Linked DNA regions of Homo sapiens: regions 1 and 3 are each linked to region 2. The links are chromatin contacts, found by Hi-C or POLR2A ChIA-PET in ENCODE. All regions are on one chromosome and are shown on one strand. Each heading gives the region's core, a stretch centred on a gene start or an enhancer-like site at or near the end of the contact. The rest is flanking DNA. Distances are from core to core; before and after follow the strand shown.

Region 1 (4,997 bases), core at 121-2,620, 530 kb after region 2:
AGCTGAAATGAGGGCTTTGAATAACCCTAGGGTTTTGATTATTCATGGCAATGGCTCTCTCCTGTTTTCACAGACATTTGATTCAAGTCAACAAGTGCATCCTGAGAATCAATTCTTTCCCATACAAAGTGCTAGGCATTTTGAGAAATACAAGAGAACCAAAGATTTCAGCTCTGCTCTCAGGAAGTTTTTTGTCTCTTGAGCAGTACAAGGTTGACATATGTGAAATAACCATGAGCCATTAAGACAGTAAGGATAATCAAAGATCCAAATAAATAGAATAAATACACGTATGATGGAAATTCCCAGCGTCAGTTGCACACGCTCAAACTGGCTCTTCTCTCTCATCCCCAGCTACACAATGGCTGATGAGAACTGGCCTAGAATCTTGTCTCCCTCTTTTATAATATATTAACACCAAGAGCAGCAATACACCAAAGTTCAAATATGGTAACAAAAATGATGACAATGCAAGATTTTTTACTAACAAAGATACCCTGAGAGCCTGGCAACCAGGCCACGCCAACATCGAAAGGAATTAATTTTTTTGGTTTCCAGCACTGAAGCTTCTCACTCAGGATTCCAACAAACCACTCTCCCTGGTGACCTGAAGACCCAAACGGTCACTATCTCATCCCTGCCCCGTAAAGAACGTCACACAAGGGCACTTGTTCTACAGTCGTGGTCAAATAGCCAGTGGGAACGCTTTGTTCCAATTTGGAATCTAATTCTGTGATACGTGTAGATTATAATACATTGCAATTTTTCTTCATTCTCTTTGCATGTAAATTAATCCACTGCACTGGAACTACTACTTAAAACAAAGGGTGTTGATTTATAGTCAGTCTCTCCCTCATAAATCACACCTGCAGCGTGGTGCTCAGGGCCCGCCAGGCTGTGCCAGCACTTACCTTTTATAAATGATGTGGGGTGACCTCCCATTGTGAAGCAGCCTGATACAATCCCATTCTTCCTTCCCACATTCACTTTTCCTTGGCTGGTTATTCCCACAGGGACTTCAGACCCTGTGTTTGCAAGCATGCCAGTTGTGTTCTGTTTTGTTTTATTTTTTACATTAAGGAGTGTCAAAATTAAAATCTATGGCTTTGCCCCCCTGTATTTGCTATCTATGGAAATACAGCTGTGCCTCTTGTCCCCTCCCTTGTAACCAACATGCCTTTCAGCATCTCATCTGGGTCACTTTTAGAGTCAGAAGTCTGACCTTTCAAGAGCCTAGAGTGCGAGGGGGCAGCCGGCTTTCTCATTCAGCAGAGGAAGCTGGCTAATAACCACAGAAGTTCCCCCATGAAGTGTTCTGTTGGGTCTTAGGGGAGAAATGCTCAAAGTCCGTCATTTCCCGTGCATCTGGTTTCCCTGCCACTTTCAGAGACCTACAGGAAGCCAGGCGGAAGGCGTGTCAAGGAAGCAGGGACTCAGGATAGCAGCCATGCCTGGGAGAGCTAAAATCAGCCCTCACCAGACCCTTTCCTGATGGAGTAGGCAGTGTCAGGAGAGAAAAGGGTGACAACATGTTCTTAAAGCCCAGGGTAGTGACAGCAGGTCCCTGAGCCCAGATCTGAAAACGTATTTATCTTTCCTGAAGTCTTGAGATGTTAAAGGTTCCTAGTACAATACGCACAGCAGAGCTGGGAGCATCCCCTGTATATATTGCCCTGTTGTTAACGGCTGTTATAATGGTAATGGTATTGTTACAAGAAAAACTTTAGATAAATTAATTCAACAGAGTTTAATTGATCAAAGAACAATTCTCCAATTGGGCAGCGCTTGGAACCAGAAGAGAGGCTCAGAGAGCTCTCCACTCTGCAAGTGCGCAGGCAGCATTTATGGGCAGAAAACAGAAGTGTGGTACAGAAAGGGCCTGACTGATTACAGGCAGCCTTTGCCATATTTGAATGTGGTCTGAACAGCTGGCGGTCTGGGATTGACTGAAGTTCAGCTGCTGTGATTGGCTGAGACTCAGTTATGATACAAAAGTATACTTCAAAGGTGGGCTTTCAGTGAGTTTACATACTAAGTTACCTTGCAATTTGTTACCCAGGGACTCAAAGTAGGGAGGCCTCCTCAGGCCACATTTAGCTTAATTTAACAGTGTCATTATTAACAAAAGTGAGGGGTGGGCAGCTTCACCTTCCTGTTAAAGGGGATGGGAGCCTCTGGTCGGCCTCCACTGGGTCACCTCGGGCAAGCCACACAACCTCAGCAGGCGTCACTTTATTTTCTAGTGCAGTGAGCATAGGGGCCATGTTTTAACTTACTTCTAGCTGTAAAGTTAAATTATTCTGAGATGTATGCAATCAAGGAAGATTGATGTTTATTAGGAAAGCACTCCCCCAAAAATTTGGTGTAAGAACCAGTTAAGTGTTACCTAGTGGGAAACATTTGGGACATACTAGGTTTCCTTATGGCAGGCCTTCTCAGAACATTTTTTGGGTCTTCTTTTTTTTTTTATTGTTTTCTTTATTTTATAGGATTATTTAAGTTACAAAAAAAATACATGCTCCTTATAAACAATACAGAGGTTAGTTAATTAAATATGGATAACCTCACCTTCGTTACTCCAATACCAGCCCCAGAGGTAAATAACACTAGGGTTTGGTATGTCTGCATCTTCCCAAAATCTCAGGTCCACCAGGACTCTCTAGGAGGAGGATGGAGCAAGAAACCTTACCCAAATTGTTTGACCATCCTACCGTTTTTCACATAGCATCTCACAGGTCTGTGTCTTGCTCTGGTTTACATACTAAGGGAAATCTTGAAATAAAGCTAAGGATTGCTTTTGATGGAATAAGATTCTTTTACAAAATCTGTAAGAAATCCACACAGGTAAGAGGTCAACAAAAACAACACTATTTTGACCCCAGATCACAGGACCCATTCATTCTTTTTTTTTTTATTTATGTATTTATTTTGAGACAGAGTATTGCTCTGTTGCCCAGGCTGGAGTGCAGTGGCACAATCTCGGTTCACTACAACCTCCACCTCCTGGGTCCCAGAGATTCTCCTCACTCAGCCTCCCAAGTAGCTGGGATTACAGGCGTGCATCACCACAACCAGCTAATTTTTTTTTTTTTCAAGACGGGGGTTTCACCCTGATGGCCAGGCTGGTCTCGAACTCCTGACCTCAAGTGATCCACCTGCCTCAGCCTCCTGAAGTGCTGAAACCACAGGTGTGAGCCACAGCACCCAGCTGATCCATTCATTTTTAATAAGATTTGGGAGAATCTTTAAATCACCAAGATGCCACAAATAGCTTCTCTGAAGGAGGCTCTCAGACCCAGTGTCCAGGTTCCTCCCAGCTTGGGCTATCACTTACCCTGTGTGTCCTCAGCTTCTCCAAGCATCAGGGATGGAAGATGGTGGGACTCAAAACAACCCCTGCCACACACACAAAGGCTGGCAGAGGCTGACACTGTGATCATTAGGTTCCCAGCTCCAGCAGCCCCTGGCGCATAGCAGGTCCTTGGCAAGCACTGTTGAATTTGTGGAGGAATAAATACAACACTCATTAACAAAATGAGAAAACAGCTAACAAAAATGTAAGGCCCATCACCTGGCCTGGCCACTGGTCAGAGCCTCTGTTGTCCAGCTTGTAATATTTTACTTAACACAAAAAAAAAACCTCTGAATTCACCAGTACTATTCCTGTTTTGCTGAGGGTTCAAGTTTGTGTGACTAGAAGTCCAAAATCTTGGTTCTATAGCCTCTGATTACAAGCCAAGTCATCACACTCCACCACAGTTGCCTCTATCCTTCCTTCCTCCAAGTCCTGCAGTCTAATCCTTAGGGATTGTGGATTGGGCACGACAGAGTGCAAGACAGCTGGATGCAGGCAGCACACCTGAGGTCTGGGCAGATTGAAGGGTAACTGTGCGGTCTTTAGCCTAAGTGAGCTCTCACGGGTTTCACTCTATCAGCACCCCCACGACACTGTCTATTTCATCCTATCTTCCATCCAACCTTCAGCCTATTCTCAAATGAAAGTGATTCCATTATAGTGGCAACCTTGGACATTTTCCAAACATAAATAGCAACATTAACACATCATAACCAAAAACACAGGGAAAATATTACTACTACTGTGTGTCTTCCCAGGTCACAGACTGAACTTGATTAAGTACTGAAATACAAAATGTCCACGTTGGCCTCTAAACCATAGATCATTGAGATGCACTATCATTTATTCACTGAACATGTACTACAACATGTACCTGTGCCGGATCCTGAGTGAGACACCAGAGATACAAAGGTGAATAGGACAGGTGCCCTGTCTTCCCAGTAGTCACAGGCTGGAGAGGAGGCCAAACCTGCATTCAAACCATCACAGCACAGTGAGTACCTAATAGTGGAGGAATTAAACCCAGGTGTAGACAAAAACAGAATCAAAACAACGACAAAACATTTGCAATAAAATCCAGGAAAAAATAGAAAATATTTTTAAACTGAACCCTAGGAACTGTATTTTAGGCCCAACTATAAAACCTGCTCTGGTTTAGTTTCTGTAGACTTACAAGTTTCCATTTTCCACATCCAAATGTGCACAGAAGAGATTCAATACCTGTGAGGTTCCAGTGGATTTCAAAATGCACTCACCTCTTGGTAGTGAAACAAAAGCTTATTCTGGTGAAGAATATCTCATGATATGTATGGAGAAGATTTCAAATATCCAAGATTAGATTGACAGATTAAATATTTGGTGTTGGAGTAGTATAAAGGGTTCTGAATCTTCAGAGGGAATGTTCTCAGCAGAAGACACAGCAAATTCAAAGTCCCTGCAGCAGGAAGGGGCATGGCCCAGTACAGAATATTAAGGTCAGTGTGGCTGGAGACAGGCAGCCAAAGGGAAACAAAGACACAAAGGCAGAGAGTTAGATAGCACGGTAGGTAGTTGTTTTAGGACATGAGGACATGTCATCCTTTTAGGACATGAGGTAGTCCTTTTAAGATATGAGGCGTGGGGGAATTTCACCTTTTTTTTT
Region 2 (4,380 bases), core at 766-3,265:
GATTGTTTATAAAGAAGCAGGCAAGGTGTAGGGTGAGCACGAGAACAGTCTAATTTCCTGGGCTAGTAACATCCTAGAGCTGCCAACCCTTCCAGCCTGAGAGGGGAGGGGTGGGAGAAATTGCGCCCCCAGAGAGGTCAGCAGTGTGGGAAGGCCACTAAGCAGGGGTGGGGGCCTCAGGAGAGTCAAGAGATCCAGCCAGACCCTGAGCCCATCAGAGAGAGGACAAGGGCATAGAAATATATATGTGCAAAATTATTACGTGTTACAAAAATTAAGTCACTAATTATTAGATTGCAATGAGTTAAAGACATGTATTGCATTCCTTTAAGGAGCCAGTATATATAGACATAAAATTTAATACATTACTAACAGTATACTGAAAATAATTTGTTTTACACAAAAGAAGATGTCAAAGGAGAAACAGAGTAACAAACAAGATGAATAAACAAATAAGATACACACCTGACCCTTCTCTAACTCTCCTTATGCGGGTGCTCCTCAATACCCAAGTTCAACCTGAAGCCAGAGGCTCCAGAGGCATTCCCTAAGGATGTGTCCTGGGGCACGGGCTGGACTTGGAAGGAGGCAGAAGGGTCTGAAAGGCAAACAGAGGGTGGCCAGCATGGCCTTGCTGAGCACCTGCCGCTATTTGATTTCCAGTGCTCTGGGGGCATCAGCTCTCCCCCAACCCCCTACCCACCTCTTTCTAGTCTTGCCTTTAGTGAAAAGGTGTGAGGGGTGCTCATTTCTCTGATACAGTCCATTCAGGATTCGATCAGGACAGATCAGTGGGTGTGGGATTTCCCTAAGTGGGCCCTTGGCCCCATGATCCCTGCAGAAGGTGACTACCAGAGCCAGGAGCCTCCTCTGCAGGGAACAGCTCCTCATGGGCATGGACCACGAGTGTGAGGCCACTGCTGCTCACCAGCTTCCAAGATCAAAGCCGCTGGGGTGCCAGGATTTTTAAATAAAAAAAGATGGAGAGATTGCTTTGGAAATCAGTGTCATCCATGGTTCCGTTCATTCTTTGACGCTTATAACCTATCCATCAACAATCCTAGTGGCTCCACAGAACACATCCAGAAAATGGCTTCATCTAATCTCCTCCATGGCTTCTAGTTTAAGTGAAATCCCCATAATTTCTTACCTCAATGATTGCAATCACCCCTTGATCAACCCTGAGCCTCTCTATCCCCCAACCTCCTTAATTCTATTCTCAACAGGACAACCTGTGGAAATCATTCAGAATGAAAATCCAATCACGACACTTCTGGACTCAAAAGCTTCCCTTGGCTTTTCATCTCACACAGATACAGAAGCTGAAATTCTTAGAATGGTTCATCAGGCATTTTTTTTTTTTAATTTTTTTGTAGAGTCAGGGTCTCACTATGTTGCCCAGGCAGGTCTGAAATTCTTGGTCTCAAGCTATATTTCCTGCCTTGGCCTCCCCAGTAGCTGGGATCACAAGCGGGAGCCACTGCACTGGCCACCAGAACTGATGTGTGATGGTGTGTAAGCCGTACCCATACCATTACACATCAGTTCTCTCTGGCCTCATCACTTACAACTCCCTTCCTCACTCACGCTGCTCCATCCACACTGCCCTCCTGGCTATTTCTGGAGCATCTCAGGAACGTTCCTAACTCAGGGCTTTTGCATTTGTTGTTTGCTCCAACCTTATAGAAAGCATAGCTCTCACCTACCTCTTTCAGGCCTTTTCTCCAGTAATGTAGGCAGAAGTGCTTTGTATATTTACTCGTGTCATTAATTAGAGCATGACCCTGCTCTCCAGTACAAATTTTAAAAAGCCACAGATGTCTTCTATACAAATTCATGAACTTCAGGGATCCCTAGAAGCTTCCTCATGTATTCCCTTAGTTTCAAACGATTTCAGTAAAGCATAAAAACATAAAGACGTACATTCACAGAAACACACACATACACAGTTTTGTGTGTGTGTGTGTGTGTGTGTGTGTGTGTGTGTGTATGTTGGCTTCCTGAAACCTTGCCCAGAAGCAACTACTCTCATCTTCAAAACAAAAGTGAAGGGCAAAAGCCTGACTCACTCTACAGAAATGCTTTCCAGGCAACTATTCAGAAATACCTGAATCAATAGCAACCTCAATGATCGGGTAATGTTTCTCAGTATAAGTCTTCTTGTTTCCAAAGAAACTTTCTTTTTCAGTAGCTCTCTGCAGCTGAGCAAATGCTAAAAGCCACTGGTGAAACCTATTACCTGACGCTAATAGGGTTTGAGAAAGAAGCAGGCAGTGTTACTAATATCCTCATTCTGGACTCTGAGATAAGAGCCCTTTCTATGCTGAGCTTTGTTGTGAGTGAAATTTCTCATCCATGCTGCAGATAAGATGTCCCCGCTTGTTGAAAGCATTCCTGAGCTTCCATTTAACAAGTTATGAATGGAGCTGTCTGTGCTGCAAGCTCTGAGAAGCTGTTTATCACCTTCTTCCCCAGACGCTCAGTCACCTCTGCTTTTTTATCTTCCCTGGGTCCTGAAACCATAAGTGTGATCGCTTCTCCTTCACCCTCCATACACCCACCCTATAGGTGGGGGCATTCATTTGAAAGGTGTTCCACTTGGGGCCACCAAGACGAGGACCCCTTCCTGCAGTTACCCAGGAGGCTCTGATGCTGGCCTCTGGATGATGCAGTGTTCTCTGCATGATGCTGAGGCCTGGACCTTGCTGTGAGATAAGAAACAGTGACCATGAAGTAAAGCATTAAATGAACACAGGATATCATGCCTTTAATTAAGCAATTTCAGCGGCATGCATTCCCACTGGCCACTCTGCACTCCAGGCTGACTTGGAGAATTAGTTTGATATTCATAAAAAAAGATGTTCCCAGTGAGCAATTCTATCAAAACGGGTTCTTGTCTTTTCTTTTTGTCCCTACACACCATCCTGCCCCACATCCAGTGGCTTCCTAGCTAGTCTGTTTCCATCTCACTTTCTTCAAAAGCACCCACTACCCACAGGCAGGATCCGTCTCCTGGGGCATTTCCCATCATGGAGTGTTAGTAGAGACCACAGCATGGGCACACAAGGGCATAGGCCACAGCTGCCAGCCACCTAGACAATTACCTTCATCCTTCTCCATAGTAATTTTTAATGTGTTTGTCCTTTTATGACAGCCCTCTTGGTGTTATGCTGTATTGAGTTGCTGAGCCACCATTCCCACTGTTGGACTGAGATGCCAGAGGTTAGAGATCATTGAACAATTTGTATCCGCAGGCCCTTGCTCCTCAGGACCATGTCTTATCTGTAATAGTTTCTCAGTAAGTATTTGTTGTAAGGGTAGATGTGTATCCAGTGGATTAAGTGAGCTAAACTCAATGAGGAGACAAATATAAAAAGCTTGATTTCTTTCTCCAGCCTGTGCCAGATCTCAATTACATATAATTATTTTAGATAATTAAGAGTCATCGTCAGCTATTTTAAAAGACTAGTACTGTCTAATTGGAACCTTCCAGTCCAGGGAGATGTTCCTCTCCCGGAGCCTCGGAGGAAGGAGTGTGGGCTCTTCCATCTTTCCTCCTCCTCCTCCTCTCTCCCCAGCTTTATGCTGCCTCTGGCTGCTCCAGGATCTGCACAGAAAGCTGGGAAAACAGCAATGGAGGCAGAGTACTGAACTGACTGCTGGCATTGGCCGTTCCCTCTTGCCACCCTGGGTGGAGCATGGGAGCCACTCTGAGGGTTGAGGGTGGGATCCATGCCTTAGCTGGCCTCCTACGGCCCTGCTTCCCGGTGGAGACTCACACCTCCTCACCATGGCAAGACACCGGCCACAGGCTGCCCACTGTGCCCACCATCCCTGCCCTGACACCTTGGCGGCTGTCCTCAACTCACCAATGCAAATTCTCCAGGCATGAAACAGAAACCAGGCAGGCATCACTCTTGACATTGGGTGCACTTATTAAAAGGACACAACTCCTGTCTTTAAAGTGTTTTTACTTGGTTGGGGCATTAGGCACATGATCAGACCATTACAGTAGACTGTGATCCACATTGTGATGGTTATAAATGTGGGTCTGGGGAGACGAAGGAGGCCACTAACCATAATAGAATTCCCGTCGGACACACTGGCTGCTAAGATCTTGAAATGCATGCTTTACACAGCTTGGCAAATCACCACTTCTCCAAGCTCCCTGAATCTCTTCTCCCTAGCCCCACAGCCCCTCGTCTTTCTCCTCTACCTGCCTTGGAAATTTCAAACAGCACCTAAATCCACCAACTAATGGGTACATTCCTGGTACCGCACAGGCCTCTGGGACCCCACATCAGGACAAAGGCTGTGATCTATTCTGTTTATTTGGTTCCTGGGCTTCAGTGGCTGATAGATATTTTGAACATCGCTCTT
Region 3 (4,442 bases), core at 1,293-3,792, 670 kb after region 2:
AAGAAAAAAGAAAGAATGAGGGACAAAGCCTGGCTGGTCAGCTGTCGAATCCAGATTTGATGTGAATCTGTCTTGTTTGTGCATTCCAATGTCAGGTGTCAAGTGTGAGATGTGCGAGGGCACAGAGATGAAAAAAGATGGAAAGAGACTCCCGTGTCATGAGAAAGACCCAGTGGAACCGGGATACCCATAGAGTTTCACGGGAAGTTTGGGAGGAGAGCGTCTGGAAGGGCTTCTTGGAAGAAATGTGCCAGGGCTGAGTCTCACAGCAGGAGCCACCAGGCAAAGGGAAAGGAAGGAGCTGGAGGTGGGGACAGCATGAAGAGGGGAGCTGGCCTGGCCTGAGCAAGACCCTGAACAGCTTCACGGTCCTGGGCACGAAGCAGGGGGCCGGGATCCTTCCAGAGGAGGCTGGAGGGGCAGGCAGGGCCCACTGGGGATGCTGAGGTGGAGACAGACATGTCCCAAGAGTGTGGGAGTAGGGAGGTCCTGAAGGTGGGTACCCTGGAGAGGGACGTGCCACTGCATTTTATAGGGCTCACTGACAGCCACGAAGGCATGGGTTTGAGGAGGAACAGCCAGAAGGAGACCACCTAGGTTGCTCCTGCAGGAGGCCAGGAGACAGAGGGTGAGGCGGGACCCATGTGGGGCAGCGGGGAGGGGATGAGAAGCAGAATTAGGATGGCGCTGAGGGAGGCGGGATAGCTCGGACTCAACATTGCTTGGACATGGTAGCAAGAGAGACCAGGGAACCTAGGATGCCTCCCTCACTGCTGGCATGGGCCAGGGGAGAAGGGTGAGCCCATCCTCTGAGCAGGGAAGCCAGGTGCCAGCACAGGCAGAGCCAACTTCAAGTCACACAGATCTCATTCAAACCCCACTCTGCTGTCTCTTAACTGTCCAACCTTGAGCAAGTATCTTGGCCCCATCTGTAATCTGGAGATGAGGACAGTACCAGCCCCACAGAGCTGCTGTGAAGATCCCATGAGGAGGTACATGCAAACCACTGGGCACGATGTCTAGCACTCAACAGACACTAAATTGATCACGGCTGTCATTTAAATTAGCCACATAAATGTGTTTCATTCTTGGAAGGTCACGTATTCCTCACAGCGTATGGTGCCCCAGTCTTTCCACTACTGCTGCATTTTGGAGTGTCCTCTAGCTTTCAACCATGGATAATGAGACCTGCAGATAAGCCATTTCCAAACTCCCCTAGTAGAGCCAGGCACCCCATCCCCATCCCACAATTCTCACTGCCTGGTCCTCATTTCTGTGCTCACCTCCTTCCCTTCATGGAGGCTCTCAGGCAGAGCTGTGTGACCTCCCTTTCCCTCTCCATCTGTCTGTGCAGAGCTAGCACGGGAGGGCTTGGCAAATGTTTATTTACTGAGCAGGAGTTACCAACTTTTCTCCCAGCTGATGATTTAAGTACAAGTTTCAGTATGATTCCTCCAGTAGCCGACCAAAGGCGGATTTTAAACTAAGAAACACACCTGTATTTAGCACACCAGGGGATTCACCAGTTCCCCTGGGGCTGGTCTTGGCACAGTTTCATCCAGAAAAAAACCACCAGAGGAACCTTCAGCACATTAAACACCCATAGGCAATATGCACTGTGTGGGGGGTCAGGTGCTCATTGTCTCATTTCTTCCTCTGCCCATGAGGTAGGGTGTGTGAGCCCCATTTTACAGATGAGCAAACTGTTGGTAGGCAAGTCTACTTTGCTAAAGGTCATGTCGCTGCCGCATGTTTATCTGCATTTGAGACTAGAAAAGCAATTGATGTCTGTTCTAGGAATTAGGGACACTGGTGCTGAGAACACTTAAAAATAGCCCCGTGCATTTTCCCATTCTTGAAACAGGTTTACTAATCAGGAACGCAGCTGAAAAAATCCAGCAAAATGACTCAGTTCCAAGTAAAATGTCATTTCTCCCCCATCACTTTGGGACAACCCCAGCAAAGCCAGCACAGCATAGAAACAGAAAGAGAGACAGCAGAGAGGCCAAGAGGCAGAGAGGAGAAAAGGGGAAGAGGCCACATGGGTGGCTGCAGGGCCTCTCACAGTGCCCTGCAGCCTCAGTCAATTCCGGGGGTGCTCACAAGGCTAAAACGCTGGCTGTAAAATCAAGGGCAAGCTGGAGGGCTGGTTTCCTGTCTTCTAAATATACTCCTGTTCCGATGGTATCTCGTCCCCTGCGTCACGAAGGAGGGCTGCCCTTGACACTGTGAATGTCTCAGGAACACCTCAACCCAAAGGAAGCTGGGGTGTAGAAAGCTCGAGGTTCCTAATACCTTCAGGAACAGCACACTCAGGTCCTGCTCAGGCACTGGGCATGGCTGCCTCCTGCTCCTCTTTATCCACCCTCCTCCCCCTCCTCCCCCTCCTCCCTCTCCTTCCTCCCTTCCTCTTCCCTATCTTCCTCCTCCTCAAGGTCTTCCTCCTTCTCCCCCTCCTCTTCCTCCTGCTCCTCCCTTTCCCCTCCTCCTCCTCCTCCCCTTCCCCTCCTCCACCTCCCCACACAGAGCACCTCAAGCCCTCCAGGTGGGCAGTAACTGTCCAGCAGAGCTGCTGTCTGTGAATGTTATCAGAGGAAACACTTCAGAACTGAGAAGCAAACAGAAACCATTCTACACCTGCTGTCGCTCCACTTCCTCTGGGCCCCAACCTCCAGCCAGGTGTCCTCATGGGAAGAAAGGGCCCATTCAGGACTGCGGCTAGTGGTTCCCAGTTGAGTTCCTCCAACATGGCAGGAAGAAAGGAAGACACAGTAGGAGGCAGCAGAGCCTTGTGGTGAAGCCTAGGGCTCAGAGTGGAGCCCACCTACTGCCCATGCTGCATGTCCTGGCTCTGTGACCTTCGGGCAGGCTGTGGTTTATCATTACTTGTAATTTGTAACATTGAGTTACAAATACTGTGACTAGTTCAGAGGATTTATGAGGATGAAATGAGTTATCTGCTTAAACCACATAACATAGTGCATGGCCCTACACTTTGGGAGCTGGCGTGCCTGCCCTGAGCCCCACGCATTCACACTGTGTCATTTTTACAGCTGTGCCACCTGCCTCCTCACCTTCACCCTCCACCCCTCACACACCCTTCCAGGGTACCCCGATCCCGCAGGCTGCTTCCCATCTCTCCCTGAAATGCAGCCCGTCCTTTGGAGAGCCTTCCAGGACCTTTTCCCACTCTTGTGCACGCTTGACCATCATCAATTTAGTGATCTTTTCCCTAATAGATTTCACGTTCTCTCAGGCCCAGAGCCATGTCTAAGTAACAGTGACTAGTGGCTATGTGAATCTATTAATTCTCACACCTAAAATAGAACTCCACACAAAGGAGGTGCTCAATAAATGCTCATTGAGCAATCAACAATAACGACCAAGGCTCAGAGAGGTGAAGTAACCTGCTCTGTGTCACAGAGCTTGGAAGTGGCACATCTGGAATTCCAAGGCCAGTCACACCAAGGCAGGTCCAAGTCCTACTGCCCCTCAGCATCCTCCTCCCGTAGACGGTGATGCACCTGGGGGAGCAGAAGCAGTAGTTCCCAAGTCTACAGTGGAGCAAGAGGCTCAGAAATGGAGATCTCGGAGCTGCCCGCGTACAGCCTGGAGTAAAGGACACGCCATGCTGCCATTAAGCACCATTTCAGCCCCTCGTTGCCTGCACAGGTCCAACACGGAGCAGCTTGGCTGGGAGGCAGAACGGCAAGTAAAGCCTCCCTCCAAACAAGCCACCCCGCAAAAGGCTTGAAGGAGCACCCGTATTCAGAGACCACCCACTTTAATACAGATAATACTCTAGTAGCTTATATTTATTGATTTCCACACCTGCTAGGGACTGTTCCCAGCATGTGTGATTAAGAGTATCTATAATCGCAAGGCGCGGTAGCTCAGTCCTATAATCCTAGCACTTGGGAGGCCGAGGCAGGTGGATCACTTGAGCTCAGGAGTTCGAGACCAGCCTGGGCAACAGGGTGAAACCCCATCTCTACAAAAATACAAAAATTAGCTGTGTGTGGTGGCACATGCCTGTAATCCCAGCTATTTGGGGGAGCTGAGGCAGGAGGATCACCTGAACCTGGGAAGTGGAGGTTGCAGTGAGCTGAGATCATGCCCCAGTACTCCAGCCTGGGTGACAGAGCAAGACTCGGTCTAAAAAAAAAAATATATATATATATATATATATATAAAATTATTTGATCCTCGTGGCAACCTTACAAGATGGGCACTGTCAGCCGCCATCATCAGCATCTTACAGATGGGGAAACTGAGGTGGGGGAGAGAAGCAAGTTGCCTAGTGTCCTGAGTATCACACTGCTAGAAATTCCTGCAGCCTGGGTGCAGGCAGTGGGGCTCCAGTATCTGTACTTTTTACCAGTTTGCCACTCTGTTTTGATGTGATTTTTTTTTTTAATGTTAAAGGTGAGGTGGGGATAAGT

Evidence for each region. Hi-C counts contacts between places; a loop is a spot of excess contacts on that map. ChIA-PET counts read pairs that join two places held with the same protein, here RNA polymerase II (POLR2A). Pooled maps may share reads with other maps.
Region 1: a map with no recorded cell type shows a loop between it and region 2 (2.4-fold over the local background). The contact joins two enhancer-like sites. A Hi-C loop is called at or near these places in 2 of 37 single-sample maps with no recorded cell type.
Region 3: a pooled map shows a loop between it and region 2 (13-fold over the local background). The contact joins two enhancer-like sites. A Hi-C loop is called at or near these places in 1 of 168 maps with a recorded cell type or tissue (ovary), 1 of 37 single-sample maps with no recorded cell type and 10 of 50 pooled maps. POLR2A ChIA-PET finds 5 or more read pairs at or near these places in 1 of 52 experiments (PC-3).

The regions. Positions count from the first base shown.
Region 1 is chr2:8,378,866-8,383,862 of GRCh38, forward strand. No RefSeq gene overlaps it. Among named protein-coding and RNA genes, the nearest start is that of LINC00299, 53 kb to the left of the region's middle. Within about 2 kb of position 1,371, at least 5 of the 41 ENCODE cell types and tissues checked have a DNase peak (open chromatin) inside an H3K27ac peak, as active enhancers do.
Region 2 is chr2:7,845,981-7,850,360 of GRCh38, forward strand. The region is part of intron 1 of LOC105373408 (a long non-coding RNA gene); the gene reads right to left. Among named protein-coding and RNA genes, the nearest start is that of LINC01871, 120 kb to the left of the region's middle. Within about 2 kb of position 2,016, at least 4 of the 41 ENCODE cell types and tissues checked have a DNase peak (open chromatin) inside an H3K27ac peak, as active enhancers do.
Region 3 is chr2:8,513,454-8,517,895 of GRCh38, forward strand. No RefSeq gene overlaps it. Among named protein-coding and RNA genes, the nearest start is that of LINC01814, 68 kb to the right of the region's middle. RefSeq lists enhancers at 1,645-1,754, 1,955-2,004. Within about 2 kb of position 2,543, at least 14 of the 41 ENCODE cell types and tissues checked have a DNase peak (open chromatin) inside an H3K27ac peak, as active enhancers do.